Linked DNA regions of Mus musculus: all the other regions are linked to region 2. The links are chromatin loops, found by intact Hi-C in ENCODE. Cell type or tissue: heart. All regions are shown on one strand. Links, peaks and the distances in the headings refer to the core of each region. The heading gives the core; the rest is flanking DNA.

Evidence for each region. A loop is a pair of places that touch in the nucleus more often than their neighbours do. Peaks named below come from ENCODE experiments on the same cell type or tissue, not always from the same donor. Only the 100,000 strongest peaks of a DNase experiment are listed, where the experiment ranks them.
Region 1: it touches region 2 in a loop (6-fold over the local background); 5 of 42 quality-filtered maps call a loop at or near these places.
Region 3: it touches region 2 in a loop (4-fold over the local background); 9 of 42 quality-filtered maps call a loop at or near these places.

The regions. Positions count from the first base shown.
Region 1 is chr8:54,072,208-54,082,766 of GRCm38, forward strand. Gm33153 reads right to left here. Exons shown (of 1, transcript XM_006509526.4): 1 at 3,863-10,559. The coding sequence starts at 5,566. The coding sequence ends at 4,727. It overlaps Vegfc (vascular endothelial growth factor C), which reads left to right and starts at 5,325. Exons shown (of 7, transcript NM_009506.2): 1 at 5,325-5,718. The coding sequence starts at 5,572. In heart, for the core only: CTCF peaks have their summits at 4,925 and 7,596; DNase peaks (open chromatin) are centred at 5,264 and 5,404; H3K4me3 peaks cover 3,137 bases; H3K27ac peaks cover 2,665 bases.
Region 2 is chr8:54,148,771-54,159,329 of GRCm38, forward strand. Vegfc (vascular endothelial growth factor C) reads left to right here. Exons shown (of 7, transcript NM_009506.2): 2 at 8,188-8,389; 3 at 10,523-10,559. Among named protein-coding and RNA genes, the nearest start is that of Gm33153, 70 kb to the left of the region's middle. In heart, for the core only: a CTCF peak has its summit at 4,657 (motif pointing left); no DNase peak of the experiment used is centred there.
Region 3 is chr8:54,481,644-54,492,202 of GRCm38, forward strand. No RefSeq gene overlaps it. Among named protein-coding and RNA genes, the nearest start is that of Spcs3, 43 kb to the right of the region's middle. In heart, for the core only: CTCF peaks have their summits at 5,117 and 9,622 (motif pointing left); a DNase peak (open chromatin) is centred at 5,048; H3K4me3 peaks cover 460 bases; H3K27ac peaks cover 508 bases.

The DNA of each region.
Region 1 (10,559 bases), core at 769-8,768, 77 kb before region 2:
AGGAGAGTGTAGGTATGAAGGACACTCTGTGAGGCCACTATATGAAGCTGTGAAAGTGAATCATCTGTTTCAGACCCAAAGATGTTGGGGATACCAGAGCCTTGAATCATCTGCCTATAAAGTGGAACCAGACCAAGAGAGAGCTGTGTGTTGTAAGTTGCAAAGTTGGAGGGGCAAAAGCATCTAACCCTTGTTGACACTGCATTTGGAGTGGCAAGATTTGTAGTCTGCCCTGCTAAGGTTTGGTCTTGCTTTGATCCAGGTTTTCCTCACGATTCCTCCATTGCTCTTTTGCCATTACAATGTACATTCTGTTCCCCTGTATGATGGTAATCTACAGGTAATCAGTAGGTAATCTACAGGATGCCACAGTTAAGAGAGTGCTCCAGTCTTAGAAGACACTTGGGACTTCTAAACAGTGTTGCAACTGTTAAAGACCATGGAGCAATGCTGAGGTAGGAATAAATGCATTTTCTAGTATTAAATGGACATGAGCCAATGGGGCCATGGAGTGGAATGAGGTAGTTTGAGATTGTCTTCCATAGTAAACACTTGATTCACAGTTGGTGGTGATGTTTGGGAGGTGCAGGTGGAGTTGGCTTGCTGGAAGAAATATGTCACCATGGTGAGAGTTGGGGTTTGATGCTCAGTGACTTTCCACTTTCGCTTTGATCTGCTGCTTCCTACTTCTGTTAAAGATGCAATCTCTTGACACCCTGCTGCTGCAGTCACAATTAACCCTTATACCTCTAGAAATATAAACCAAAATAAATTCTTTTTCCAGAAATTGCCTTGGTCATGGGATTTTTATCACAGCAACAGAAAAGTGACTAATACAAGAGTATTTAAACTTGCTTGCAAAAACATTAACAAAGGTCAAATAAAAGAGATCAAAATTTGCAAATATAGATTAAGCAGAATCAAGATCAAAACTTATATATTTAAATTGTGTTCCTTAGAGACTAGACTCATGAAATGAAAATTATTTCACCATTCAATTAGCAAAGTTTGAATTACAACCACAAAATAAAATCAAGGAAGCAGGAAAGTAACTGAAATTGGATACAGATTAAACTAAAGGAGATGGACAGAATCTAATGAATGTTAAAGCATGCACATTGTATCTAAGGCTCATGAAGGCACATAAAGCATGCACGGAAATCACTGTTTGTTAGGGCTTGAAGCCATCCTCTATGCTTGGGTCATATTCTTACTGAAGTACTATACAGATTTGTTAATGACCTCTTAAGAGATACCTGCCTAAAAATTGGCAACAACATCGGTTAGTCTTAAATTTATCTAACCTCTCATCCAAGGATAAAGATACCAATACAGAAGTGAATGCTCACAGTCATCTATTGGAGGGAACACAGGGTCCCCAATGAAGGAGCTAGAGAAAGTACTCAAGGAATTGAAGGGGTCTGCAGCCCTATAGGAGGAACAAGAATATAAACTAACCAGTACCCCCAGAGCTTGTGTCTCTAGCTGCATATGTATCAGATGATGGCCTAGTTGTCCATCAATGGGAGGAGAGGCCCTTGGTCTTGTGAAGATTCTAGGCCCGGGTATAGGGAAAGCCAGGGGCAGGAAAGCCAGGGGCAGTGGGTGGGTTGGGGAGCAGGGAGAGGGAGGATGGTATAGGGGATTTTCAGAGAGGAAACTAGGAAAGGGGATAACATCTAGCTGCATATGTATCAAAAGATGGCCTAGTCGGCCATCACTGGAAAGAGAGGCCCATTGGACTTGCAAACTTTATATGCCCCAGTACAGGGGAACGCCAGGGCCAAAAGTGGGAGTGGGTGGGGAGGGAAGTGGAGGGGAGGGGTATGGGGGACTTTTGGGATAGCATTGTAAATGTAAATGAGGAAAATTCCTAATTAAAATATTATAAAAAAAAGAAAAAAGAAAAAAAAAGATACCAGTTGTTCCAAGATTCCCCAAACAGTTAAATCTTACAGGCCAGTTCACTCAGTGATGGGAACAAATGTTGGTCCCACATGAGAATCATTACTCCACTGATGGAATCAAGGTCATCTCCAACCTTAAGTGTCTGAACAGGGCCCAGTGCAAACTAAAGTGACTTTGCAAGCAATAATGATTTCTGCTTTGCCAACAGAACCTCTAAGTAGAAACAACCTAAATAATAAAATGCACGAACAAGCTTGATTGAGATTGCTTGACTATAGTTCTTGTACCAGGCCTTTCTTCTCCTGTATAAGGGTGAAACTCTTGTTAGTCAGTAGTACAAGGTCTACTATCTTCCCAGTGTGGTCACACTGGAAATTTCCTTTCTTGCATCATTACCACTTGTGACAGGTGTTGGAATTTGGCCTAGAGGAGACTCAGGAACTCTGATAAGAAGCAGACATAGACATATAGTAATTTTTGATTAAACGCTATCGTCAAAAAGTTTAAAAACCCAATAGCTACAAGAAACTGGAGATACTATGCAAATGTTATCCAGTTCTCCCATCCTAGTTTGTACTAACAGAGTAATAGTTTCTATAAAACAAAACAAACAGTTACATGACACCCTCTTTCCCTTAGAAGTGCTTTAAAAATAACAGTAGTAATCGATCTTAAAAGATCTTGCAGGAAGTCATTGATAGAAAAAAAATTAAAACAAAAAACAGTTTTAAAAAAGATATTTTTAAACTTCAAAATCTGTAATAGTTATTTAATTTTTTAGGTGTTAAGCAGGGGGAAAATCCCTAGCAACTTTTAAAAAAAGTATGTTGTTAAATAATGTTTATTAATAACTATTATACATAATAATAGTGATATCTTCTTTTAAACCCTAGGCTTCATTCATGGTAAGTAAGCATTCTAACATTGGGCTATATGGTCAGCCCTACTGTATTGGTTTTAAAGACAACTGATGTTTCTTTTATTTAAACAGGTCTTGCTATGACTTTATTTACAGAAAACAGTAATTAGCAACAGGAAGATAAATATATGTAAGTGGAGTGCATGTGCTAACCATCTTAAAAAAAGTTTGCCACTAATTCATTTTGATACATGTTAATTTTGCTGATTTTTATGGTATTCATACCATGCTAAATCCTGAGATTGATGGAAAAGTGTGACAGTTCTCAGTGTAGGCTGTCTATCTGAGGCATTCTGACATCCAAGCCTTTTCCCAGAATTCCCTAAATCCTGGTGGCATGCCTAACCATCTGGTTTTACAACCGCCCTTTGTGACTCCAAGTGCAATAAAAGTTAAGAACCACTGTACTGAGACAAGATTCCAAGGACACTCCATTTCTACTTGAGTCAAAATCCAGCCAGTTCAACAGGAACACAGAAAGAAGGGAACATACAGAAAATGTCAAGTTCCCAAATTGCCTTAGCAACTTGTGAGGGGCCGTCTGTGGCAAGGTAAGACTTCCTCATGATAAACCATGAGACACAAGTTAGAGCCCAGAAGACAACTCCTGCCACAAATGCAGAGTAGTGCAGACATAACTAAATATTAGTACACACGCAGATTTCTTGAGAAATCTGGTCAACTTTAAGAGTTCTTTGCATCAACAGCATGACTTGGCTGCCAGAAAATAAACTTGGTCCAATGCTATGTCAACAAATGCTTGCTTTCTAGACAAGGAAGACCCCTCCTTTTCTGCATGCTTCGTTGGGGTATTTTAAGTATGGAGCCATGTTCTGAACGGCGTACTTTATGAAGATAAACTTAGCATGATGGATGAGGATAATTGGAACTGTCGGGTTAAACTAAAAAGGAATCTTTCACTGGTAGGAAAAGTAGCCCTGGGAGAACGTGACAGATATTTCCAAATATCTGAGGGGCTAACATGTGGAATTTACATTAGACGAAGTACGCAAAATACCAAAGTCAAAAGCAATGGGTAGTTGGAAGATTCAATGATGTCAGTCTTCAATAAAGGGAAGCACAGTCAGGGCAAGGGGCATTCACTGTTTGTAGAGGTATTTAAGCACTCACGGAAATGTTGGGCAAGGAGACCTCCAGATCATATTATTTGAATTACAAGGAAACGTCTTTCCTCCAACGACAATTTTGTGGCTTTTTAACATTAGTGCACTTAGTATAGTTTTTGAATAGGCAAGACCTTTCATGTCTCTATGCTGTTGATGCAGCTTAAGTGGAACTTCTGCCATCTGCCCACCTGCCCAGGAAAGCAGATGCCATCACCAGGAAGACAGCAGAGTTCCTAGGTGCTTTTCCAGAGAATAAATGCATCACTGCTGTTTGCTCTTTCAGCATATAAATTGTCCCATTTCATTCTCTTTCTCTTGCAAATGGAAGGTGTGTCTTGCAGATACAGTTTGGGTGTGTCTCTATCAATGTTCTTTAAGATTCTGGACCATCTGTCCTTCAGATGGAACTTTAGGTCTTCCGGAAGATCACTAAGATCTTAGCATGAATGACTTGCCCTGTATTCTGAGATGTCCCTCTTTGCATTCTTGCTTCAAGTAAACCAGAAAACAGTGGAGGTGGTGGTGCTGGGAAGGGCACTATGGCCCCATAGGTCTCTGCTATAATGTTGATCTTTTTCTCTGAAGTGTTTTAGAAGTCTCAGGCTGGTCCCAAACTTCTCAGGATAAAGAATGTCTGGAGAAGGATTTTACCACAAGGGGTTGCCAGGGCCAAAGCGTGCGTCTCCTACCCACTGTACCTGCTCCCCCCTCCCCATCTTTCTAGCAGCTGAGCTCAGTCATGTGGCCCCTAAAACTGGTCCTGCAGAGAGAGTCAAGCCCCCAGACCTGACTTGAGCCCCTGCCTCCCCACCCCGACACCCCAGCAGAGCCCAGAGAGAAGGGCAGAGAAAGGGAAAGCGAGGAGAGTGGATGGAGGTGGGGCTGGAGGAAAGCGTGGGGCTGGAGGGAGCAAGCTTCCTAGGGAAAGAGAGGGGAGGGCTGACTGGGCTCGGCACGCTCCCTCCCTCTTGCCGCTTTCTCTCACATAAGCGCAGGCAGAGGGCGCATCAGTCATGCCCTGCCCCTGCGCCCGCTGCCGCCGCCGCCACCGCCACCGCTCGGCCCCGCGCGCGCAGGAGGCTCGAGCGCCCGGGAGCTCGCGGGCCTCGCCGCCGCCGGGCGCCCCGCCGCCCTCCTCCCGCCCCCCGGCTCCGCCGCCACCACCGCCTTCTCCCGCGGCTCCCGCGGCCCGGCTCCTTTCACTTCGGGCGAGGGGAGGGAGGAGGGGGGACGAGGGACCCGAGGGCTCTTCGGGACGAGTGGAACATCGCGGGGTGACTGGGCTTAACCACCCCACCCCCTCTTCTTTGCAAAACACCAAAAACAAAACCGCGATCGGCGGAGCCGGCGCCCTCGCTTCACCTCGCGGGCCGCCACCGAGGGCAGTTCGGATGTCCGGTTTCCTGTGAGGCTCGTACCTGACACCCGGGAGCCTCTCCCCCGTGAGGGCTGCCAGAGCCGAGGGCAAAAGTTGCGAGCCGCCGAGTCCCGGGAGACGCTCGCCCAGGGGGGTCCCCGGGAGGAAACCACGGGACAGGGACCAGGAGAGGACCTCAGCCTCACGCCCCAGCCTGCGCCAGCCAACGGACCGGCCTCCCTGCTCCCGGTCCATCCACCATGCACTTGCTGTGCTTCTTGTCTCTGGCGTGTTCCCTGCTCGCCGCTGCGCTGATCCCCAGTCCGCGCGAGGCGCCCGCCACCGTCGCCGCCTTCGAGTCGGGACTGGGCTTCTCGGAAGCGGAGCCCGACGGGGGCGAGGTCAAGGTAGGTGCAAGGGACCCCGTCGGGTCGGGCTGAGGATCCGAGGCTCCCAAGTCCTGGACTGTGTGTGGGCTTGGCTTTACTGGGTGTACAGAGAACCTGCCGTGGAGTGTGTGTGCATAATTATTTATTTAACCTTTGGATCCAAAGTTAGAGATTGGTGCACGCTTGCTTGGAGCAAAGTTTCTCTTCTTTTTTTCTCTCCCCCAGTGGAAAGCTGTTACTAGAAAGGAAAGCAACTTAGAGGAGGGAAGGGCCCAAGAGGTGTTCAGTCACACAGATTCCTTCTCCTTCATAGTGGTCTCCTGCCAACAGAGGAGTTTGCACCCTGCCCCAGTGGCATGGCTCCAGAGAGAATTTCATTGCTGTAGGAAATGCTCTTTTCTTTTCCTGGCTGGTTTTGGACTCCAAAGAGCTTCTGGGGTGTGTGACCAGACAACGGAGTTTTATGCTCCTGGAGTTTGCATAGCAGGGGCCCCAGGCTCTGTGAGCTAGTTTGGAAAAAGTGTGAGTAAATTTAGAAACTGGGCTTAAAGGTTTTGGATTTCAGAATTAACTTGAACTTGGTCAAATCCAAGATGTAACAGAAATTGGAATCTTCTAAACTTTATCAATTCTTTTCCTAAACAGTGGCTATAAGATTAAAAAAAAATCAAAGTATCAATTAGTTTGTTTTATTTTGTTTTAAAGAGAAATAGCATCTTTCCTGAACACGTTAAGGGACTTTTGAAGACATTCCGATTGTCTGACTCAGTTATCTTATCTTGTGTACTTCTCACTTGAACCTTCTAAAGAATATGTTTATAACATCTTCAAGTTTATACTTGGCGTAATAGTTGGGATCTTGAACTCCTGCAAAAGTTTTGTGTTTAAGGCACTGCGAAGCCCCCTGGCTGGAAGCAGACTGAAGTGGTTTATAGTAGCTGACTGCAAGTGGGGGGAAAAAAATAGAAGGGGGTGTGTTACTCTCAACTTTCAGTTGACTTTATTGGTGAACATACACAGAATGTGCAGAGGTCAAACCACCTTCCCTGGAAAGGTTTGTCTGAGAAAAACTTTAATACGGACAAGACTAGGTTATAAGATATCAAGTTACCATTGTGTCTACATTTGGTAAAAATACAAATACCAGATTTTTCAGTCCATTATGAGAACTGCAATGTTCAGCACACGCTTATCACTATACGTACAATGACGAGAATATCCTCGTCTCTAAGTGCCACAGAAATAAAGCTCGGGACAGAATCATACTTCCTGTAATTCGAGCCTTTGAAGTTTGCCAGACCTATTCACTTTCTGCCTCTGCAAATTCAAACTGATATACTTGTGACTTAGTCAGACAACATCACCATCGCCTATGATAGCTAGGCTTTGATTTACAGTACGAAAGCGTGACGCCTTGAGTTAAATGAGAAGCCTTTTCAGATAAGCCAATAGTTTATTCAAGGAGTCTGTCACGTCTGGGTCAATCCCAAATGACTGTATCAGAGCATGGATGTTTGTATGAGCTCAGTTGTGTGTTCCAAGAGGTCACCTTCAAAGGATCTTCTCATTGGTAGTCATTAAACATCTTATTTTCTCTGAAAATTTTGTTTGCAAAAGTTTCTTTTCTTATTTAATCATTTTTTAAAATATTGTATGTTGAATAAGAACTGATATTTGGTATGTAATATGACTTTTTTTAACTTATCAGAGGAAACATTATTTTGTATGTTTGAATTTCATGAGCAGTATACTTCTGCTTACTGAGCCTTTCCCTAGTGGGCAAGCAGAACTTTTGACAGCTTGTTTTACTGATGCCTTCAGGGAAACTGTATCCTTGCTGTGGAACTTGCACCCAGTGACCCAAACACTGCTGTGAAGACTCCATGTCTCTCCCTAGTGGCCTTTCAAGGCACCTCAATTAGCAAATATTGGAGAACTGGAGGGAAACCAGTTAGTTTCCCAGGAACAACTTAAATCCTAAGAAAGTATTTCACAAAATTCACACAGGATGTCAATTATACATAGAATTAGCTCTCACAAAATTTTGTTAAATAATAAAACCCATGTAGCAATTTAAAATTCACAATATAGGAAAGCCAATATGGTATAAAGCTCAGCATCCAATCTTCTTTGTGGTAGCCATGGCCACCCAGATAATTGGAACTGAATTTACTAAGTTCCCCTTTCTATTCTTTTCTTCATGACTGTATGATTTAATGAAAAGTCCTAAAATACTTTCTGAAGGATGTTAAAGTAAACAGCTCAGGGTCGAAAACTAAGGCAATGGTATCATGTGGCCATAAGAAGAGACATTCAAAACTTGTTATCAAACTAATGACAACTGATGATCTCGGAAAGAACACCTGATTGCCATATCTAATAATTTTTAGTCTCAGTTTGGGTAAAGCAGACTCTGCTTATTCGGAGATGAAGAACTAAATTTTACAAAAGACATTGACTTACGACAAAGAATAAATCGGAAGGAAGACATACCTCATACAGACTGTGGTTATCAAACAGTTTTGCTTTTTATTGAAAATAGTTTTGTTTTGTTTTTTTCCCTCACATAATTTATCCTGACTCCAGTTTCCCCTCCGGCTACTCCTTCCAGCTCCTCGAACTTCCACTTTCTGTCTGTTATTAGAAAGCAAACAGGCACCGGGCGTGCTGGCGCACGCCTTTAATCCCAGCACTTGGGAGGCAGAGGCAGGCGGATTTCTGAGTTCGAGGCCAGCCTGGTCTACAAAGTGAGTTCCAGGACACCCAGGGCTATACAGAGAAACCCTGTCTCAAAAACCAAAAAAAAAAAAAAAAAAAAAAAAAAAAAAAAAAAAAAGCAAACAGGCTTCTATGGGAATAATAATAAAATGGAATATAATAAGGTAAAACAAGAACTGATACATTGGAATTGGAAAACGAAGCAAACAAATAAACAAATAAATGGAAGGGAAGGAGCCCAAGAGAAGGCACAAGAAACAGTTTAAAATGAATAAGTGACATTATGTGACAAGGAAACTACAAAGCAAGTTTGTGGTCTGTTAGCCATGTACTGCTGGGCCTGCAGCCCACCCTTAAGAATCCTTTGTTCATTCTGGGTTTGGGGTAGGGTCATGTGTACATTTCTCCTTTCATATCTTAAACCTCCTCTAGTGCAGGCTCTCTGGATACAGTTTCAACCTCTGTGAGTTTGTATGTTTTGCTCATGTTGATTTAGAGGGTTTTGTTCCTTGGAGTTCTCCATCGGGTCTGGTTCTTACCCTCTTTCAGCCTCTTCTGTAGGATGCCCTGAGACCTGAGATGAGGGTTTTGATGGAGATATCCCATTTAATGGCTGCAAGTTTCAAGGTCTCTTTCTCTTTGCATAGAATCTGGCTATTAGTGTCTGTACTTGCTCTAGTCTGTGGCAGAAGGAAGCTCCTCTGATGATCGCTGAGCAAGGCACTGATCATATTTGTCTTCCTGCATAGCTATAAAACATTTAAAACACAGTATTGTTTTTCCTTTGAGAATTTTATTTATGTATACATCACAGTTTGCTTATATCCATCCTCCACTCTGCCTTTCCAACTCCTTCCAGAACTCCCTTCCTCAAATTTCATGCTTTCATAATTTGTTCTTGAAAGGGTGTGTTGTACAAAATACCCATGTCTTTACATATTTTGGCTTACAGTTGTCTTTATCCATTTTTAAATAAATCTCTGTGTTTTAAAATTTTTTTCTTTTAAGATTTATTTATTTATTATATGTATGTACACTGTGACTGTCTTCAGACACTCCAGAAGAAAGAGTCAGATCTCATTACAGATTGTTTTGAGCCACCATGTGGTTGCTGGGATTTGAACTCAGGACCTTCGGAAGTGCAGTCAGTGCTCTTAACCACTGAGTCATCTCTCCAGCCCCATCTATGTGTGTTTTACTTTGTTATTTACAGTGTCAACTAAATCAATGACAGTGTTCATCAAAATACCATATGTGTGCCTACACCAGAATGCCCTGGAGGACTCTATTTTCTCTTTTAACCTGATACCAAATAAATTTGAGCTTTGGTTAAAAAGATACAGTTGAACTAATATCTTGAGTCATTTCTATTCACAGTAAAAGTACTGGATGGTGCATATGAACAACTAAGTTCATTAGTTTTTACATAATCTTCATGTTATTGATCAGCTTATGAAGTATTATGTCATGCAGAGGTCATCTTGAAAGACCTTGAAAGACATGCCAGTTTCTGTTTTTTTGTTTGTTTGTTTGTTTGTTTGTTTTTGTTTTTGTTTTTTGGGGGGTACCATTAAACTGAAAAAGTCAAGATAATTTATTATCTATTATTATGAAATTGGCATTAAACCATTTTGTATGTTTTGAAATTTGCGAGAGACTCATCAATGTGTCATTTGATCTGGGAGCTTCGACTTGAGAGAGGAGCATGAGTTGTAATTCAAAATTGTTTCTAATAGACAAATTCATCTGAGCCAGACCTTTGCATGCTCTTAGGATAGGGTAGGATCATGAGAAGGCAAATAAAACAGTTTGGAGCTGGAGCAGGGGGCAAGGGGGGGTAGGGGGTGTTACACAGACAACAGTGAGTTCTCCTAAGTTCCAAGATGGTTAGATAGCTAGAATTCTGAGGACCAGCCAGCTTCCAGGGTTTCAACCGAACTCTGAGTCATGGGAGAGGGATTATTTATATCTGAACAACAACAACAACAACAACAAATATAAGCATAAGACTGGATAGAAGTCATAAAGACTTTTACTTGGAGGTGGTCTATTTAAGAAGCAAAACAATTATACTGATGGAGTCTCCTGCATAGTCCCAGCAGGACAGAGGCAGAGGGAAAAGATGGAGGAGCTGTCCCAGA
Region 2 (10,559 bases), core at 823-8,822:
TGCGCACTGCCTCTCTGCGCACTGCCTCTCTGCGCACTGCCTCTCTGCGCATCTCTCTGCGCATTGCCTCTCTGCGCATCTCTCTGCGCATTGCCTCTCTGCGCATTGCTGACGCACTACGCAGGGCGGGGACTCCGCATAGGGCGGACCTTGAAGCCGACTGCCCTGAGGCCAATCAGCAAACTGGCCTTCGCCAGCCGCTTTTGGCTTCCTTAACTGATTAGCTAGCACTTTACCTGGCTGGTACCCTTTTTTCTCATAATGAGCTGCTTCTTCCTCCCAGTCTGTTTCCTCAGAGGAGAATTCTTCATCTGCTTCAGAGCTACTAAGAGCTGGCTCCCCGAGCCCATCCAGCGATGAGCACAGGCTCCTTTTCCTAGAGACCTCCGCTAATTGATCTTTCTTCTTTTCCCTTTTTCCTCTTTTTCTTCTAATCTCTCTCCAGGTATTCCTACCTAACCTTAACTTTTCCTCGGGTTCAAGACCCTTGGAAAGGCCTGTATACTTATTTTGTGTACCATATTTCCTCTTTGTTCCTACTCTCTCTCCCCGCTTTACTTCTGATAGCTTGTCCTGAATTTCCTCTAGAATTTTCAGCCCTATCTTAATCACTTGATAACATGTGAAAAGGAACAAAAGGGCTCCTAACACCAGAAAAAATTCAAGGCCAAACATATTCCACTTTACTTCTGATAGACTGTCTTGAATTTCCTTAGAAAGTTCAAGATCAGACTTACCTCGTAAAGCTGTACTCACTGGTACTCTCGTTCCCCAGCTGAAAAGTTCTGAATTCATACAGTTGAATCCTTCTTAACAGTCTGCTTTACGGGAACCTTTATTACCGCGACCCGCAGTTCTGGTTCTGGAATGAGGGATCTTCCTTGCGCCAGTCCCGAGTTTTTTCTCGTCCCGGAATTCGGCACCAATTGTTATTAGACGCGTTCTCACGCCCGGCCAGGAAGAACACCACAGACCAGAATCTTCTGCGGCAAAACTTTATTGCTTACATCTTCAGGAGCAAGAGTGTAAGAAGCAAGAGAGAGAGAAAACGAAAACCCGTCCCTTTTTTAGGAGAGTTATATTTCGCCTAGGACGTGTCACTCCCTGATTGGCTGCAGCCCATCGGCCGAGTTGACGTCACGGGGAAGGCAGAGCACATGGAGTGGAGAACCACCCTCGGCATATGCGCAGTTTATTTGTTTACCACTTAGAACACAGCTGTCAGCGCCATCTTGTAACGGCGAATGTGGGCGCGGCTCCCAACACTTAAGAAGTGCCTTTACGTATGCAATGTGAGCATTTAAATAATATGCACATGTATGATGAGGTAAAGTGAGATTTCACAGAGTACAGATTATAAAAACTTGAGAATGAAGAAGGTTTTGAAATGTACCTTGCTATACAGGAATGAATCTCTTAACATGGTTCCTAATGTTGACTGTTGTCACCAAGTTTCTTGATTATAATTGTCTTTATAACATATGTCACATAACATATATAAAGCCCTGGGCATGTCATGGTAGTTCATACAATAATTTGCTTAATTTTTTGTATATTTTTTTGTTTTTTGTATTTTTTTAATTTAACTGATGTTTTTAATAGAAGAAAAAGGCAGAAATTTTCAATTGTTTTGGATATTAGTTCTATTGTTAAATTAGGAAAATTATATGTACAATCCAAATAGTACGCTTAATATCAAGCTCCATTATAAAGCTGTTGTAAGAGGTGGTGACGTAGCTCTGCCATAGAGTACTTCTTTAACCTCTTGTGTGCAAGGCCCTGGGTTCAGTCTCTAGCAGAACACTTTACTGATGATTAAACAACTGAGGTTTTGTACTAGCCTAAGGGTACATAATTACATACATAAATGAAAAGGGAGTAGATTTAGTCCTATGCCAAAGTGATGGGCCTTTGAATGAAATGGTGTAGGTTTAATTAGATATGAAAAATAGGATCTGACACCTACCTCACACTACACTGAATAAACAGTTCCAGGTTCATGATTGTCCCAAAATTAATAAAAAAATTAGATAATGATGTAGAATGGCATTTTCATGGCTTTGAGTTGAATGTTTCTTTGAAAGATATGGCAGAAACATAAACCTTTAAAAACAAAAATCCTCAGATATTGTTTATTTATTCACACACACACACACACACACACACACACACACACACACACACACAGACACTTCTGTTCACCAGATATCACTATTGAATGAGCGAAAACGTAGTTATCGGTAATTTATATATCCAAAGGCACACAATGTAAAGAGCACACATCCAAAATACATTTATATTCTCACAAGTAACCGCAGCAAAGATGGTTCACAGAAAAGAATAAAAAGGTTTTAGTTTGCAAATACATTATATCACAATGAGATATTATTATCTACACATTAGAAGGACTTAAAATATAAAAAGCAACTAACATTTGTTGGTAAAGACACAGAGCAGGGGAATTCATATGTACCCCTCCGAAGTGCAAAATTGATCCATTCATTTCTACCTTATCTGGGCAGGTAATTATGTGCTTAATTTATGAGCCATCAATTGCTTTTCTTACAATATTCCCTCTAAATGTGTGCTCCCTACACATAGACTAGAGAAATTGCAGTCGTTTACAGAACTGGGAAACAGCACCTTTCTTTTTTTTTAATTAGGTATTTTCCTCATTTACATTTTCAATGCTATCCCAAAAGTCCCCCATACCCACACCCCCAATCCCCTACCCACCCACTCCCCCTTTTTGGCCCTGGCATTCCCCTGTACTGGGGCATATAAAGTTTGCAAGTCCAATGGGCCTCTCTTTGCAGTGATGGCCGACTAGCTACATATGCAGCTAGAGACAAGAGCTCCCGGGTACTGGTTAGTTCATATTGTTGTTCCACCTATAGGGTTGAAGATCCCTTTAGCTCCTTGGGTACTTTCTCTAGCTCCTCCATTGGGGGCCCTGTGACCCATCCAATAGCTGACTGTGAGCATCCACTTATGCGTTTGCTAGGCCCCGGCATAGTCTCACAAGAGAAAGCTATAACTGGGTCCTTTCAGCGAAATCTTGCTAGTGTATGCAATGGTGTCAGCATTTGGAAGCTGATTATGGGATGGATCCCTGCATATGGCAGTCACTAGATGGTCCATCCTTTCGTCACAGCTCCAAATTTTGTCTCTGTAACTCCTTCTATGGGTGTTTTGTTCCCATTTCTAAGAAAGGGTAAAGTGTCCACACTTTGGTCTTCGCTCTTCTTGAATTTCATGCGTTTGGCAAGTTGTATCTTATATCTTGGGTATCCTAAGTTTCTGGGCTATTATCCACTTATCAGTGAGTACATATTGTGCGAGTTCCTTTGTGGTTGGGTTACTTCACTCAGGATGATACCCTCCAGGTCCATCCATTTGCCTAGGAATTTCATAAATTCATTCTTTTTAATAGCTGAGTAGTACTCCATTGTGTAGATGTACCACATTTTCTGTATCCATTCCTCTGTTGAGGGGCATCTGGGTTCTTTCCAGCTTCTGGCTTATATGATTCAGTATTACAAATCAAGATTGAGAAAAGAAACCCAATAGTATGTATATGCACTACAGCATTCTGCCATTGTAAACTAATAAAAACTGAATTCACAACTACCCAGAATGATGTTAGTTACACTTACTGAACCATCCTCATTAAATAGAATGAAAAAAACATTATATGATATATTCTATGTTCTCCATGCTTACCTGTGTGGAGTTAGAGAAGTTCAGTTATAAAATCCCTTCAAACTGTGATCAGGACTTATCCACTTTCTAATCGGGTATTATACATTAAATAAAAATCAAACATCATACCATTAATATTACCATCAGTCCTAGATCATGTTAGCATTATCTATGATTAACGTTGTTCTTTATCATACATACTAAAGAAACTTTACTAAAAGCAAATACTTTAAAACATACAATATGCCTTCACTTCAAGAGAAATTTTTAAGCATCCCATATGTATAGTGTATGTCTGTGTGTTTCTTTGCATGTGTATGTCGACATGTGTGCTGATGCACAAACACATGGGTGATCATGAGTATAAACACAGGAATTGACCCTGATGCTGTCTGCTGGACCTGTGGGCTCTCTCACTTTAACCTCTGTCTATCTCAGAAGCACTGGGGGTGGGGGTTGGGAGGTAGGGTTAGAGGCAGCCACCATACCTGCCCTGCATTACATCTGTCCTGCCCTTGCAAACTAAAGTCCCCATGTCCTTGCTTTATCAGTGCTTGACCCACACAAGCCCACTCCCAGAAAGTTGAGCGTACATTTTTCAAAGACATAAAGCTTTCTTTTGAAATTATAACCAATAATAGGGAACTAGTTCATAAACATTTGAGATTTACTTTGGAACACTATATATAAATAAATACATTTTGCTGTTATGAGCCAAGGGAACACTGTGAAGAAATACTTAATGTTCAAACAGAAAGCGTGTTCCTGACACAGAGTAATGCAATCATTAATCCAAGCAGGTAGTGGTTTTGAAACCCACTCTCACATTTTACAGAGTGAAATCATAAAAATTTTCACCTTCTCGAATATTCTTAGGAGAGTAATCCATGCCATGTATATTATGCCATCTGATTAAGTTAAAATATCCCACCTAATGAAGCCCTCTACTGCCCCCTGCAGGGCTCCTCAACAGCAACAGTTCTCCACCTTCACTAGGAACAGGCACATCTCCGTCACTCTGAAAAACAAAGGTATCTTTAAAGCAGAGGCCTGTAGATGAGAGCCCACATTGTTTATGACTCTCTCGGCTTCCATTATGGCTTCTCATAACTGAGAGGAAACACGGGGTGCAGATGAGAGAGGCTTTTTCTTGTCATGTGACTGCTAACATTGTCATTGAGGCGATTGATTTATTGTTTTGTTTTATTTTTTGTTGTTCTGTTGCCTCATGGTTATCACATTGTTAACTCAACTTTGACCTTGGCTTCAGCTTATCATATTTCCCTCAGTGGTGCTTCTGTCATTCTTTGCTAATGAAAAGGTGCAAAAAGCTATGCGAGGGCAACGGCTGGCTGGTGTCACCTACTTGATCTACCCTAACTGACATATAAAATTAGATTCAGTTTTAGAAAGTATGAAGTTTCATTTCAAATTATGTATTTTAAGACATTGTTTTAAATTTTTCCTGCAAAACAAAAACCAGGAATATTCAAGCAAATGAATATTAAAATGTATTAAAATACATTAGTGAACGTAAAGACTAGGGAGTATGTTAAGAACAAACTTGACTTTCACGGAAATAGCTCTTCCCATTGAAGGATTTTTTTGTGTGTCACTCACTCATGCTGAGACCTCTTCCTATCTTCAGAAGTAGAGTCTGAATTGCATGTTCCACCACTAGAAGGTCAACTGTGATCTTAATTTTTAGATCTTCTGTACACTCCGTCACTATTCCTTGGAATCCTAACTGAACACCCTCCTATTGCGTACTCTACAGTGCTCAATCCCTGGCTTGCTAGTTCCTTAGGACACGTCAGAAGCGAATCGGAGGATATTCTGCACTATACACCTTGTGATCACAGCCGTGCAGAAGTTTTTGATAGTCTCCAAATAACCAAATGACAGTTCCCTTGCTGCCTGCAATAATTAATTATGCTTTTACGTCAAGTGTTTCAGTGAGTCACCATAAAACCTCCAAGAATAAGACAGTATTGGCATTTCACATAGTAAAATGATGGCCCAAACAGTTGAAGTTTAATATTATCCAATATAATATGGATCTCTGTTACAAGATGGAGATCATCTGGGTCTTTCTCTGCCGAAGGCTATCATTGATACAAATGCAATACAAAGAATGTCTACCTAGTGGGGAAAGGAAGTGAGCTGCTCTGCTGAAATCTACTTTTATTCTATTTGATTGTAAAGATTTCTGCTCCTTAGAGTGATTCTTATAATTTACATTCTATATGAAAGGTTCCTTCTCTGAAGTTAGAAAAAGCTAGTCTGATAGCCTGCCAGGTGCTTACGGATGATCACTGTGAAACTTTTATTCTGATTTATTAAAAGTTATGTATATACATTACTCGAAACTTAAAATACAAAATTTATTAAAGCCTAATTAACTCTACAAATTGTAGAACATAGCCGGTTTTGCTTTATTTTTACTCAAGAAAGTAAACATTAATTCAATCTCCCCATATGCAAATTTTGTTTTAAAAGTATGCATGTTATCTGGATGTGTTAATATACAAACTGTGAACCTTTCCCATGCTTATGTCATACAGTGGTCGTCATGTTGTATCGTGATTCTTTCTGAGATAACTGTTGTTTTTTTCAACTTGTTTGACCAGTTCTGTATTTTCTATATAACACTAGTTTATATTCATATATGTAGATATGTACAATGACTTTGCATGCATGTGTGATAGAACATCATCACTTATGTAAAGTGTGATTCTAAAGTGAATTTACTGTCTATATGTGGAAAGTCCCAGCAGCTTGTAATATAAACTTGTTCTTGAATAACTACAAATATGTACTCCTCTGGGCCTCAAAACATTACTTTTCCTTGCTTCTTGCTATCCTCATATCTATAGCTATCTATATCTATATCTATCTCTATATCTATCTCTATATCTATCTCTATATCTATCTCTATATCTATCTCTATATCTATCTCTATCTCTATCTCTATCTCTATCTCTATCTATCTATCTATCTATCTATCTATCTATCTATCTATCTATCTTATACATATTCACTATCCATATTCTCTATGTGTCTCTCATTAGGTTGTAGAAGTTTATCAGTGCTCCTTTTGGTTCAGTGAACACATGACCTACTCTGTAGTATTGTATGGTGGCATAATGTCAGAGGTTGACTGTAGTCTTAGCAAAGTTGTAAGGGAAGAGTTCTAGCAACCCTCCTGTCACATGTAGCATGTAGCACTCACTGCTCCTTGTTTTCTGGGACCTATTTAATAACTGGTTACTAGCTGAAGCATTATGACATTTTATTGCACATGGCAATGACCACAACTCTATCTGATCACTGTCTTATTCTCTAGCTTTATCAAGTGCTGAATGCCAAATAATCTCTCTCTCTGTATATATATACATATATAGATAGATAGATAGATAGATATAGATATAGATGTAGATGTAGATGTAGATGTAGATGTAGATATAGATATAGATATAGATATAGATATAGATATAGATATAGATATAGATATAGATATAGATATAGAGATATAGAGATATAGAGATATAGAGATAGATATAGATATAGATATAGATATATTATATATAGATATAAATATGTGATTTGAAATTCTCAGAAGGTATTTTCGCACACATCATCACATAGAGTGAGTTTTCTTCAATGCCTTTGCCTTCATGTTGGTTCTTTTCATCAGCAATGAATGTATATCTGACAACCTTTGATTCTTGAATTTTGTGTCACATGTGAGATTTTTCTCCAGCAAATACACCATGTGTAGAAATTGGGAAGTTATTTGTGTTGTTTCAGTAATGTTAAAATCTCCTCTAAAGGTCAACTTCAATGATTATTTCATACTGTCATAACTGGTCCAGACATTTGCCTTTTCTCTTAGTGTTAGGAATCAAAGCCAGAGCTTTGAGCATTCTAGAAAAGTGCTGTTTCCCTATACTATACATGCAGCCTTTAATCCAACTTTAAAATCTATTATGCAATTAAATTACATTAATTTAATTTCATTAAAATTAATATGTATGTATTTTAAAAGCTTTAGTTATATTGTATTGATGCTGATACTCAACTTTAGAGGAAATCTGTGTTGTTTTACTTTCACACTATATGAAACAACGTGTGTGTGTGTGGGTGTGTGTGTGTGTGTGTGTGTGTGTGTGAATAATTTTGTAAGTCAACAGAGTTGTCAATATGATATAGAGCTGTGACTTGAATAATCTAAAAAATAATTTTAAAAATTATATCTAACATTTTTTGTCTTATAAAAAAATGCAGTTTAACTTAGTTGTTCCAGAGACATTTAAATATTAATGTAAATTTAATTTTACCATGACAATTTAAGCAAGTCGTGATTTGTTAATAATACTTTTATTAGCAGATACAATGTCAGTCACATCAAACCAAAAAGGTTTTGAGTTTGTTTCCTATACTCTTAGTCTGGGGAAGTATTGATCCTGCAATTGTCTTTGACAGGCTTTTGAAGGCAAAGACCTGGAGGAGCAGTTGCGGTCTGTGTCCAGCGTAGATGAGCTGATGTCTGTCCTGTACCCAGACTACTGGAAAATGTACAAGTGCCAGCTGCGGAAAGGCGGCTGGCAGCAGCCCACCCTCAATACCAGGACAGGGGACAGTGTAAAATTTGCTGCTGCACATTATAACACAGAGATCCTGAAAAGTAAGTAGAGGTTGCTGACTGTGTGCAGAGCCTTGCACACTCATGAATGACAATACCAGTGTGGGCAAACAGAACCTTGTACACTCACAGTGACTATGCCGTGTGAACATATGGAGCCTAGTACACTTGACAGTGATGAAACTGGATGATTTCTTGAAACCCACAGCTAGAAAATACATCCATAGCAACGCACACTTTTTGTAATTGAGGCAATACCCCATTGCAAACATTTGAAAATGCTTCAATAAATTTTCTACACTGTGTTCATTTATTTTAGTGTCTTAGGTTAATGTAATTAAGTGGTTCTCGACCCTCCCAATGCTCAACCCTTTAGGAAAGTTCCCTGTGTTGTGATGAACCCACGCATAAAGTTAGTTTTCTTGCTACCCCATAGCTCTAATTTTGATACTGTTATGAATCATAATGTAAATCTCTATCTTTTCCGGTAGTCTTAGGTGACCCTTGTGAAAGAGTTATTCTATTCCCAAAGGGGTTGTGACCCACCCACAGGTTGAAAACCACTGGTTGAAAGGTTTATATTTCAAGAAAATGAATACTTAAAAAAGTGCATATATTTTCTTTTTGGTTTGAATTCAGACATAGTTTCCCTTACATGCTAGAACATTTATATACTATACATATGATGCCTAATGCTTTAGGTGCTATCCTCATAGATGACAGACAAGTGGACGTGCGTGCACACACCTCCCACCCCATACACACACACACACACACACACACACACACACACACACGAAAATACAGAAATAAAGTTTACTAACCCAAATCAGTTTTCAAAAGCTACTCGTTGTCTTATTACACCAGAGATAACTGTCTCACAGTTGTTCTTTTTTGAAGCAGATGAATATTTACCATAGTGTTTCACAAAAAGCATGATGTGAAAAGTGGCATAATATGAGTTGGTGGGACCATTTAAGTTTTAAATATTATGGTGTTTTAAAGTTTGATGTTGGAGCCAGGAAGCTGCCTCAATAGGTAAGAGCGCTTTCTATGCTAGCATGAAGATGTGTGTTTGAAATTCAGGCACCCATGTAAAGATATGCATAGTTATGGGTACCTATAACCCCAGCATGCATAAAACAGAAAAGGAAAGTCCCGTGAGCTAGCTGGTCAGCCAGCTTAGTGTACTGAGAGTTTCTGGTTCACTGAAAAAGAATCTCAAGGCAATAAAGGTAGAGAGTGAGTGATAGAAGATTTGAAGTATTCTTCTATATGAACCACAACCTCTCCCACCCCCACACACATACTCATAATTTGTTATTGCAAAGTATATTTAAAGCAGAATCAAACAAGTTTACTGGATTCATGGTGGCATAACCTGTAATTTATAGTCCTTAAAAATGTTATTCTAGAGAATATGGGAGAATAAATATGGGAGAAATAAACTATAACACTTAGAAATTGCAGCATTTTTAATATAGTGCAAAGTCAAGAGTCCCTGGTAAGCCTATATATAACCCATTGAAAGTGAAGGTCCAGGAGAAAGCAGGAAAGGGATGGGTAATTTGATTTTCCTGCAAAGAGTCAGTTTAGGCTACCAATCTAAATAAGTGGAAACTGGCCTCGCCTTGCACCTAGCCACATTATTTAAAATTACCACATGGCTTGCCTGAGAACGAGTTTTGATATGACACCGAAACCATAGTTTTCTTTTTATTTACATGTCAGTTTAAAAAGCATAGCAAAAACATGCTGTTTACATTTAATTCAAGACCACAAAAATTGTACATGCAAGCAAAGAACATGGCCGTCTTTGTGCATATTTTGTAAACATACATATATTAAATCCCCACCTTTTTAAGCAAGGAGAACCAAATATTTGTATTAGGATAGTGATGTGATGTTTTTGAAATCCTTAATTTAATTCTAATTTTGGTGTTACCCCCACCCCCATAGAAATAATTCTAAAAGAATGTCTCACCAATTATTCTGCTGAATATATTACATTCTCATTCACAGGGAAGTTTAGGATCCTAGCCATTGTTTCTCTAATTGTTTTACACAAAATCTTAAGATCTGAAGTTAAATATGAGTAAATGACAAATGCTGTAGGCTCTGCGTCTCCCTTGGTGGCTTCTGTGTAACTTAATTGACTTCCCTGTGACTCGACAGGTATTGATAATGAGTGGAGAAAGACTCAATGCATGCC
Region 3 (10,559 bases), core at 1,726-9,725, 330 kb after region 2:
AGTTCCTGCTGTAAAACACACCCTCAGGGAAATAGTTGGATCAGCTTTACATGGTTTTCCTAATCCGCCGATCCAGCCACAATTGTTAAATAAAACAATTTAACTTTACATTAGACATGGGAGACAGGGAGATACTTGGAAAAACTGTGAAGTTATTTTTCACGATCATTACAAGGAGGAGCCTGAGCTGGGTAGAAAATGTCGACATTGTGCATAAAACCCCTCTGAATTTTAAAACTTTCCCGATTCTGTGAAATGGTTAATAAATTTGGCCTTGTATCTTTATGTTCTTTGCTTGCCACAATTTATAGTGCAGTGAACTAACTTGTGGTTATAATACCATCCAAAATCCCCAAGGGTGTGGCACCTTACGCACGTACAGCAAATCCACATAAAGAATTGTGTGGAGCTTGTTGATTACATGGTATGTATGTATGTATGTATGTATGTATGTATGTATGTATTTGCATGTGTGCACTCACTGTGGCATATGCATGTGGTGGTGACAGGATTTGTGGGTACCAGAGAGGGTTACCTGTTAAGCCAACTTACCAGCTGGGAAGTTATCTATCTATCTATCTATCTATCTATCTATCTATCTATCTATCTATCTATCTATCTATCTATCTTACATGTCAAGTGTTATTTATTTATTTATTTTACATTTCAACCATTCCCCTCCGCAAGCATATCCCCCACTCCATCCCCTCTCCTCTTTGCCTCAAAGAGGGTATTCCCTTCCTCACCTATCCACTCCTGGCTCACCCCTTTAGCATCCCCTTTCCCTTGAGGCATCAGGTCTCTGTTGTAGCTCCACTGAACGGAGGTCTGGGCCTATGGAAGAGTTAGGGGAAGGATTGAATCTAAAAGAGGTAGCAGCCCCTTAGGAAGATGAACGGTGCCAAAATAAAAGTATTTTTAAAAATTGATTCCCACATATAAGAGCTGTTGATTATCGAAGCTGTCTTCCATTATTAATGACAAATTAGCTCAATAGTATGAAGTCACCTGATATCACTTCCCTTTCTAAAGCTGACCCTTGCTCCATCTCTCGCTCAATAAAGACCAAGTCCCTAGACACTATCGCATATGCCAGCAAGATTTTGCTGAAGGGACCCTGATATAGCTGTCTCATATGAGGCTATGCCAGTGCCTGGCAAATACAGAAGTGGATGCTCACAGTCATCTATAAGATGGAACACAAGGTCCCCAATGGAGAAGCTAGAGAATGCACCCAAGGAGCTGAAGGTGTCTGCAACCCTATAGGTAGAACAACAATATGAACTAACCAGTACCCCCAAAGCTTGTATCTCTAGCTGCATATGTAGCAGAAGATGGCCTACTCGGCCATCACTGGGAAGAGAGGCCGCTTGGTATTGCAAACTTTATATGCCCCAGTTCAGGGGAATGCCAGGGCCAAGAAGTGGGAGTAGGTGGGTAGGGAAGCAGGGCAGGTGGAGGGTATAGGGAACTTTCGGGATAGCATCTGAAATGTATATAAAGAAAATATCTAATAAAAAAAAGACAAAAAAAAAAAAAGACCAAGTCCCTTGGTTTATTCTGTACCACCTCCACGTCCAGCTCTGTTTCCCAGGATACCACTTACTCTCATGCCAATTTCCATTGAGTGTAACTCAGCCTTTCAGTTTCTTCTACCATAGATGGCCTTATCTATCCCAGCCTCTTTCAGGGCTGATCTTTGTCTTTCTGCTGACAGATAGACCTTTTGCCTGTTTTCCCTGTCTCCAAATAGTCACTGACATACTTACAGTGACAAGCACCTCTTAATGTGTGCTGGGAAATGTACCTTTCCTTACAAGCAAGCATAGGAAAGAGAATAAAATAAAAGTTGCTAGTGTCAAACTACTTGGGTAGTCATTTGGGCTTTATTTTCTCTGGCCGTGTAACTTTTTGCACCTGAAGTAACGTTCTATGTGTTTTGAACTTCCTCCTTTAGATAGTGGACCTAACAGTCATACAGCATAGAATCGTAATCCACACAACAGCTTGGTAAATAAAGACTATGTTTTTATATGTTTATATGTGTTTTCTCACCACAAAGAAATTAAAGCTGATGATTAAACAAAAATAAAATCAAGCCCTATCCATTTTACCTTTACATCATCCTGCCTCCAGAAATCCTGTGAATTCCTCAGATATCACTTAACACATCCTATCAGAGTTATCTCTTCTCTATAAGCACACTGGGGGTGGAACTGGGTCTTATTCATGTCTATGATGGGACATTGTGTAGATCACTATCTTTCTGCACAATGTTCAGAATTAAGCATCTTTACAGTGTTGGTAAAGATGCTTAATGACTATGTTGAAGAAATGACTACATTGCCATTAAGGGTGAAGAAGAGTCAACACCTAAAAAGTCTCTCGGTTTATATAGAATACAGGAATATGCAGAGAGTTGAATGGGTCATATAGTCAGGCTTGGTATTTGGGACAGAATATTGTATTCCTGAATAGCCAAGTTATTGTACTCATGAATAACCAAGCAAATTTTAGCAGTATCCAGACATTCTAGATTTTGCTTTGTTTAGAATTAGATATTCTTACCTTTTGCAAATACATAATTTTATGAAATGTATGCAACTACAGATTATAGGTTACTGCCATGGGTAATGAGCATCCTATTTTGTGCCCTGTGTTTCTCTAGCTACATATTCACAAGAGTTAAGAGGATGCTCTTTCCTTTCCACTGCCCCAGTGCTAACACATTATGATTGTTCTCTGGATATACGAGACTTCTACTCCTGCTTTAAAGTCCAAAGTCTCCTTTTCTAGATGTGCCTAGACCTTTCCCCCATGATGACTAAAGTGCTACTAGCATCTACACTCAGAGTCCTAGTGGGTAGTGAAGAAGCCATTATTTCTCAGGTAAAGCAGGTATAGGTGGATGAGTTCAGAATGAATCTACTCAGGAGTGCCCACACTTGTCCTGGTAAGGTTTTTTTGGTGAGAAGATACCTGAAAGTAAAACAATAGAGCTAGAATCCAGGCTGTATTTTCAGCCCCACCACTCCAACCCCTCCCAACCTCTTTTCGTTTTCTGTTTATAATCTTTCAAGTCCAATTCAAGCTGCCTGTACTCACAGGTGTATTGCCATCCAAAGAAACACTGTCAATCTACTAGGGGGTGACACATTTATACTGACTGTTCCTCCCCGATATGCCATCGACTGCCAGTTGCTCCCTAGCCAGGGCTGAAGGCTTGTGAAATACCCTCAACTCCATGCCAGGATGCTGATTGGCTTGAACTTGTTTAGCTATGCAGGCTTCCATAGCTGTCTTCACTTCATGAATGTAGCAGCCCTATCACGCCCAGAAGACGTTGTTTCACGTTGACCCTCCCTGAACAGTGGCTCTTAAAATCTTTCTACCTCTGTTCTGCGATGACTTTTGAATCTTGGGGAAGAGGTGTGTTACAGCAGTCTCATTTGTGAGCCCTGCACTGACATTTAATCTCTACACTTTGACAGGAAGGTAAATTCTGCATCGACTGCATTAATCATCCACAATTTTCCTGATGAGGCCTGAGGGCTGCACGAAGGTATGGACCTGGGTATCTGGGTAGCAGATAGTTTGATAATATATCGGTTTAGAAAAAGAACTGTGGTAGGTTCGCTCTTGGGACCTAGGATTGCCCTAACCACGGGTCCTTTGCCAGATTTACAGTATCTAGCATGCATTTTCTTCTACACAATTGGCCTTAAATCATTGGAGCAGAGATTGGTTGTCACCCATAATATCTATGCCCCTATTGTACCCATGAACATACTTTGCCACTTGGTCTTTGTTGTAATTTATAGGGTTAACGATAGGGTAAGACTGTTGATGATATACTCTGCCCCGACAACTGCGCATCCATTTCAGTATATGAAGGCTCAGCAACAAAGAGGAAGGTTCCTAGTCAGTAACATCTAGATTTCTTCATTTCCTGTGATCAAAGTGTGTGCTGTCTTCAGGAACGGGGTCTTAACCAAGTGACCAATGATCCGATGATTTTTAAACTCAAATCTCCAGTTCTAAGTTGTCATAATGACCATAATTTGTGGAGATGAAAAATGGAGTACTTCACCTGATTTGCTATTAGTTTGAGTTGTCATTAAGTATTTGGGTATTTAGCCAAACACTTCTGGATCCTCCATGTAGAATTTTGTCTGAGTCTGCTTGTATCAAAAGTAAGCTTGCAAGACAAACTTTGCTCAGAGCTAAAACAATGTTGTTGTCCCTTCGTCCTAAAAAGCATTGAGAAACTTGATTAGAAAGCGGTGATTTTAGATAGAATATGGTTGGGTATTTGTCTCCCTTCTTTATATTAAATTTGACCAGTATGGCTACGTGATTTTGCTTTCGATTTTTGTAATCACAGAAATGACGAGATTGCTTCCAACGCTGCTGCAACATCACATTTCACAGTTTGAAAGGTTACTTTTAATTTTTATTTACTTTTATTTAATTAGTTTGTGCGTGTTACACAAGCACTATAGTGTGCCACAGTGTGGCTGTGAAGGACACAGGACAGTTTTTGAGAGTTAGTTCTCTTCTTAGATCATGTGGGTCCAGGGGAATTGAACTCAGGTTGTCAGGCTTGCCAGCCAAATACCTTTACCTACCAAGCTATCTCTCTCGCCAGCATAGTTTTCATGCTGATTGAAAAAGAAAGCTCTTCAGTGCTGTGCCTTGTGCTAACAAGATCCACATGCAGAAACGAGAGAAGGTTAGCAACAGAAAGAAAAAAAAAAAGAAAGAAAAAACCAGAAAATGTTTGTGAAGGTCCAGGTTCCCAAGAAGAAAGGCTGTTTTGATTTTATAATACAGGGGAACTTTTCATTTTCTAATCAGTAGAAATGCCTGTTTTCCAGATCACAATTTCAGAAATTTGATGGCAAACCCAGTAAACAGAGGTCCCCAGGCTACGTTTCCACACCAATAAGGAAAAGCCACTTGCCAGTGTAAACTTGGGCAGCATTGTTTTAAGGCAGCGGCTGCCTTTCTTATCAGAAGCATGCAGGTCAGAGAAGAACGTGGGAGGTCCCCGTAGCCCACCTCTCTGTTCAGCAAGCAAACCTTCTATTCAGATCGGTCCCCCTGGCGAGGATGGACGTTACGCTGCTAATAAATCTGAAGGGCTACTCCTGCTCTTTAATGGGAGGAAAAGGAACTCGGTGGCTTTGTAAGAAAGGAAACTGCCCGTGAATCCAATCTACAGAGAAATCAATTTCACACGGCCATAATTCAAGGAAATGAGGTGGCATGTAATGACGTGGAAATGCATTTTGGTCCTTAAAATTTCGACTTTCTTCTTGGCTACTATTATTTTTGAAAACAGCTCGGATTTTTTTTTCCTCATGGCCCTCTGCAGCATTCTTGCTAACCATGGGAATCTGAAGAACTCAGGCTTAAGTGTGACTCCTTAGTATTGTTTCCTTTTAACCTTTCTCCCGCCTCATCCTGCAGCGCTTCCCTTTTCTCAAGAACTAAAAGGAGCGATGGAAAAAAAAAAATCAGTGTTTTGAAACACATTAAACATGCAGCAAGGAATAGTCTAAGTTCGCTAAATTTGTTTTCACTTTCCCTGAGAGTATATTTGAGAGTTTTCACGGAAATCATGTTCAAATGCGAATTTCTCCTGTAGCAGCATAATTGGTATGTCCCCACTCTCCTCATTTAGGACTAGGGGAAGAGGACAAGTTTGTTCTCGTTTCTACGTCTGCTGAAGATTGTGACTAAACACGTTTTTAATAGCAGAGAAAATGATCTTTTTTTTTTAAGTCCCAGAACCCGAGGAAACTGAAATCTCTATATAACTTGACTCCAGAAATTATGACCTCTGTGGCATTAAGAACAATTTTAAAATGAACAAGTATGCTTAAAGTTTTGAGTAGAGAGACAAACATTTTCGTAGGGCCTTTTTCAAACTTCAGGAGTGAAATTCGGCACTTGGCATAGTGGGACAGAAAATAGAACAGAGGTGCCACGTTCCAGTTTGAAAGCCAAAATCTTCCACAGGAGGATCACTCCTAGGATGGAGAGACATATGGGCGGTATTGTGGAAGGAAGATTGAAGACTCTTTTAAAATACAAAACTCAATGAGTACGATAAAAACTAGTGGAAAACTCTAGCACTTGGAAAGAAACCAGTAACGTACTCTAATCTGTCAAGAGAGAAAGCCAAGGCCAATGGCTAAGGCAGTACTTTTAGTGTCATTCCAAAATGACAGTCTAACGAACTGTCAAATTTTCCAATTCCAAACCTGTAATTGGTGACACTGCCTCTATTGTTACTAGCACCTCTGTTAAGTATAATTTATTGCATAACAGAACCTGTAAAAGATTAATAAATGCACTTTTTCTTAAGATAGTGAATATACAAATGTAATTGTCTTGTTTTTTTTTTTGTTTGTTTGGTTGGTTGGTTGGTTTTTGCTACAGGGTTTCTTGTGTAACAGCCCTTGTTATATTGGAATTCTTTTTGTAGACCATGCTGGCCTTAAACTCACCGAGACCCGCCTGACTCTGCCTTGCAAGTGCCATAATTAAAGGCATGCACTACTATGCCCTGCTATAAATGTAAATTTGCATTACAACTCTAGTACTCTGTCACTGTTGTGGGTCTAGTACAATGGCTGTGTCTTGGCAAAGGCCCTGGAATAAGAGGAACTCACAATGATCAATTCATTCTAACAAGGTTCTAAGGTCGAACAAATTTAGATGAAAAGCAGCTAAATTGTTGCCAAACAAGCTCTTGTGCTGAGTGATGCAGCGGACAGGGTGTGAAGACTTCATAAAGCAGCAATGATGAGACTGGGCAATGAACCCCTAGGCAGTGAATTCATAGGAAAAAAAAAATAGGGGCTGTGCTTTAAAAGAAGTAGAGTTGGTTAGGTGGTGGGTGGAGTTTGCAGGCAAAGAGGGTCTACGTGTGATTAACAGACAAAGGCTAAGGAGGAAGCCATTAATTAAACATCTCAGACCTAAGGAGACTCCCTTAAACTAATAAACCATGAAACTGGAACAGTGAGTGCCAGCTAGAGAGAGTCCAGCTTGTCGTAGTAAGACACACTAGATTTCAAAGTAAGGAAATGGGGTAAAAGTAGGGATTTATAAGGAAATAACCAAGCAGTACAAGATACATTAGGTCATATTAGCGAAGAGAATATCCAAGGAGGTAGAGCGTCTAAGGCAATTCCGATAACCCCAAACCAAGGCAACACAAGCCTGGAATGGGATTCTAAGGCTTGTGTTTATTTGCAGGCTGTCCCTGACTGGCCTCCGAGGCCAAAGCAGGTCTCCTCATACTCAGGCCAAGTGCCAAGCCAGGTACTACCCTTTCTGAGTTATAGCCAAGGACCCAGGTACCTCACTCAACCCCAGTAGCCATGTTCTTTGCACATCTCTGTGTCTAGCCTGGGCATCTCCCTTCACACAATGGTTCATCCGTTTCTTCTTCCCGACTCCTTCCTGCTTGAGAGAGGGGACTTGAACACCTGCTTTTCCCACTCACGAAGAATGTAAACTTTTCTGCTCCTAGATCCCTCTCTCACTGATCGTAACCTCGAGCCCTGGTTCTGTAAACTGGCAGAGACTTGTCTTCGGATTTTTTGGTAACAGTGACAGAGCCGCTGCTGTGTGCTAATACATCTGACCCTCTCTCGGTGCCCTTTGGCAAGGAAATGAAGGACTAGGGAGCTGGAGACTCTACTGTGTGTGTACTAGCTTAGAAGGCTGTTAAAAGCCTGACCCCCATGTCCAGTTGATGTGCTATCCAAACTGACTGCTCTGACAACTTGCCCCTCAGCTTGGCTCCAAACAAGAAGCAGAAGGGGTTTTTCCATTAGTTTATTCATTTTACATCCTAATCACTGCCTCTCCTCCCCCTCACAGTCCCTCCCCCCATACTTCCCCCCTTCTCCTCTGAGAGGGTAGGACCACCTCCCATATCCCCCAACCCTGGCACATCAAGTCTCTTCAGGGTTAGGCACATTCTCTCCTAAGGCTAGACAAGGCAGCCCAGTTAGGGGAATGGAATTCTCAGACAAGCAACAGTTTTAGGGACAGCCCCTGCTCCACTTATTGGTGAACCCCTGTGAAGACTAAGCTGCAGGTCTAGACAGTGGTAATTTAAAATCTTTGAACACAAATGAGGATTATGTTCTGATCACACATCTTGTTTTAAGCAAGCCTACCCTCTCAGTCCTCAGAGGTATCAGCTATCCTTACAGAATGTTTAGAGGAGGATACCAACTAATATTTAAAAACGAGCGTTAGATTTTTTTTAGACAAAGATTATGACAGTGTTCCAATTTCAAATTTATATACAGCATCTTAAAAGCCCACATTTCATGTTACAGACTAACTTAGCAAACCTTTCATAATATGAGCATTTGTAATATTAATCCCACGGTCAAGAGATCTCTAAAGTATTTTATTTCAAAACCGCTGCTGAAAAAGAAGTAACCGCAGGGAACTCAAATCTCACACCACCAGGACCATGATCGAACGACTGACAACTCCTTCAAAGGGAGGAAGTAGAGAAATCAAAAAGGGGGATCCTTTTTTTAAAAACTTCCATTGTATTCTTCTTTAACATACTCAGTATTCAAGTTCATGCAAAGAGCAGTATGATTGTTAACATGCATCAATACTGTGATAACACGCGTGACTTCTTATGGGAAGGTCACTAGAGAGCAATTGTGAGCAAAGCTCAGCATTCAGGGTTTCCAAATGCTGAAGCAGACTGAGGGGAACCCTACGAGAAGCACTGCTAACATGCATCCGTCAGGGAGAGTCACTAGATAAGCACTGAGTCCTCTGTGGCAATGTCCCATTTAATCAGACAGGTTCTATAAACTGATGCAAAGTGCTAGGCTCCCCAAAGGTTACAGAGAAATCATGGCTGAACAATAAGATTCAGAGATCTTTAGAACATGGAGGATAAACTGCTCATTATTATTAGAGAGGGAAGGATTAAAACACATGTTGTGAAATATGTAAGACCCCATTGGCTTTTGCATTTGCTACAGACACATTTTAAAGCCATGCATATGACTCGTAACCAAAAAGAATAAAAGGCCCTTCTCCATGTCTAGATATTGACCCAAACTTACCTCCTGAAAGTGAAGCTTGTTTTGCTCTGATATTTTGAAATCTACTCTCATCTTGTATACCCCATTACAGGGTCAAATGGCTGGATATGATGCCTACTTGTTATCACAGTACTGGAATGATGACAATATACCACAAACTGTATGATGTATTTATATTAAGCTATACAGCAAAATTATAGCCTCGCATCAACATCCAAGATTTCTGTTCCTTTTCTTATGTAAAAACTATTTACCACAAATATAAATTTAAATTGTTTTCTCATTTACTTCCTAATTAGAGGCTTTAAAAAATGAGATGGAGTTAACAAAAACTGAGAAAATAATAATAATAATTCATTACTATATGGATGTGAAATCCCTCAAGTTCCGAATAGGCTAATAGGAGACATTGTTATTGTGACAGATTATTGTCACTTATTGTAACTAAAGGTGATTTCCCCTCTGCTGGTCATAAGCAGGTAGGAATGAATGTTAAGAGCTAACCTTTAGATTCTAAAGGGAATGACTGCCATCTGCTGGGCAGAGTGAGAAATGGAAAGAAAAATGTTCAAGTAATACGTGTTCACAACTTCAGAATGCATCCTTGCTTACACCCTAAAATATAATGTTACCGTAAATCTCTAGGGATGAAAACGCAATGTCACATGATGAACAAGAGCACAATGTGTGACTTTGTGTGGGGGCATCATGGTAAATCCCATTAAAAATAACTGGGCCAAGAGCAGTTACATAGCCTCTAAACTTAGTGTGTGCCTGCTGCCTGTGGCTTCTCTATGTCTCCGTGCTGAAGTCTGCAGCCTCTGGATTTCCATCAGCTTGAGTCTGGCCAGGTCTCTGCAATCAATCATATAGGCTTTGCCAGTCCACAGCCAAATAATTGGCCATTAGGAGAGTCAAACCCAACCTAGCCTCCATATGAAGAACGGCCCACACCACCAAGCACAGCCCTTCCATGTCTCAAATAGAGCTATTAAAGGCATTCTACATTTTAAAGTGATCTCTTAATGAGATAATGAGACCACTGTTTACGGAGAGCCTGCTGTTATTTCTGTCGGATTGCAGGACCATTCCATAAAGTTGGGTTTTTAATTCCACTTTGTAGTGTGTTTCTCCTTTGTGATAATTTAGTTTTCCGTTCATTCATGCAGCAGCTTATCAGTTCTTAATTTATTTCATGTGAGCTCTTCTCATGTTTCTTGCACTTCTGAACGTGAAGTAATTTTCTCTTGTCACACCCAAGTCACTGTGACTACAAGCATGTGCCCGCTCTGGATTAACTCCGTCTTCTTGATGGGAAGCCATAACCATATCTGGTCAGATAACCATAGAAACCTGGCCACTCTCACAGAGTGTAAGCAAGAGAGTTCCAGTTCACTGTGCAGTGTTGCATGGCTCTATGGTCTGTGCTTCCTGCCACACAAGCTACTCCAAGGGACA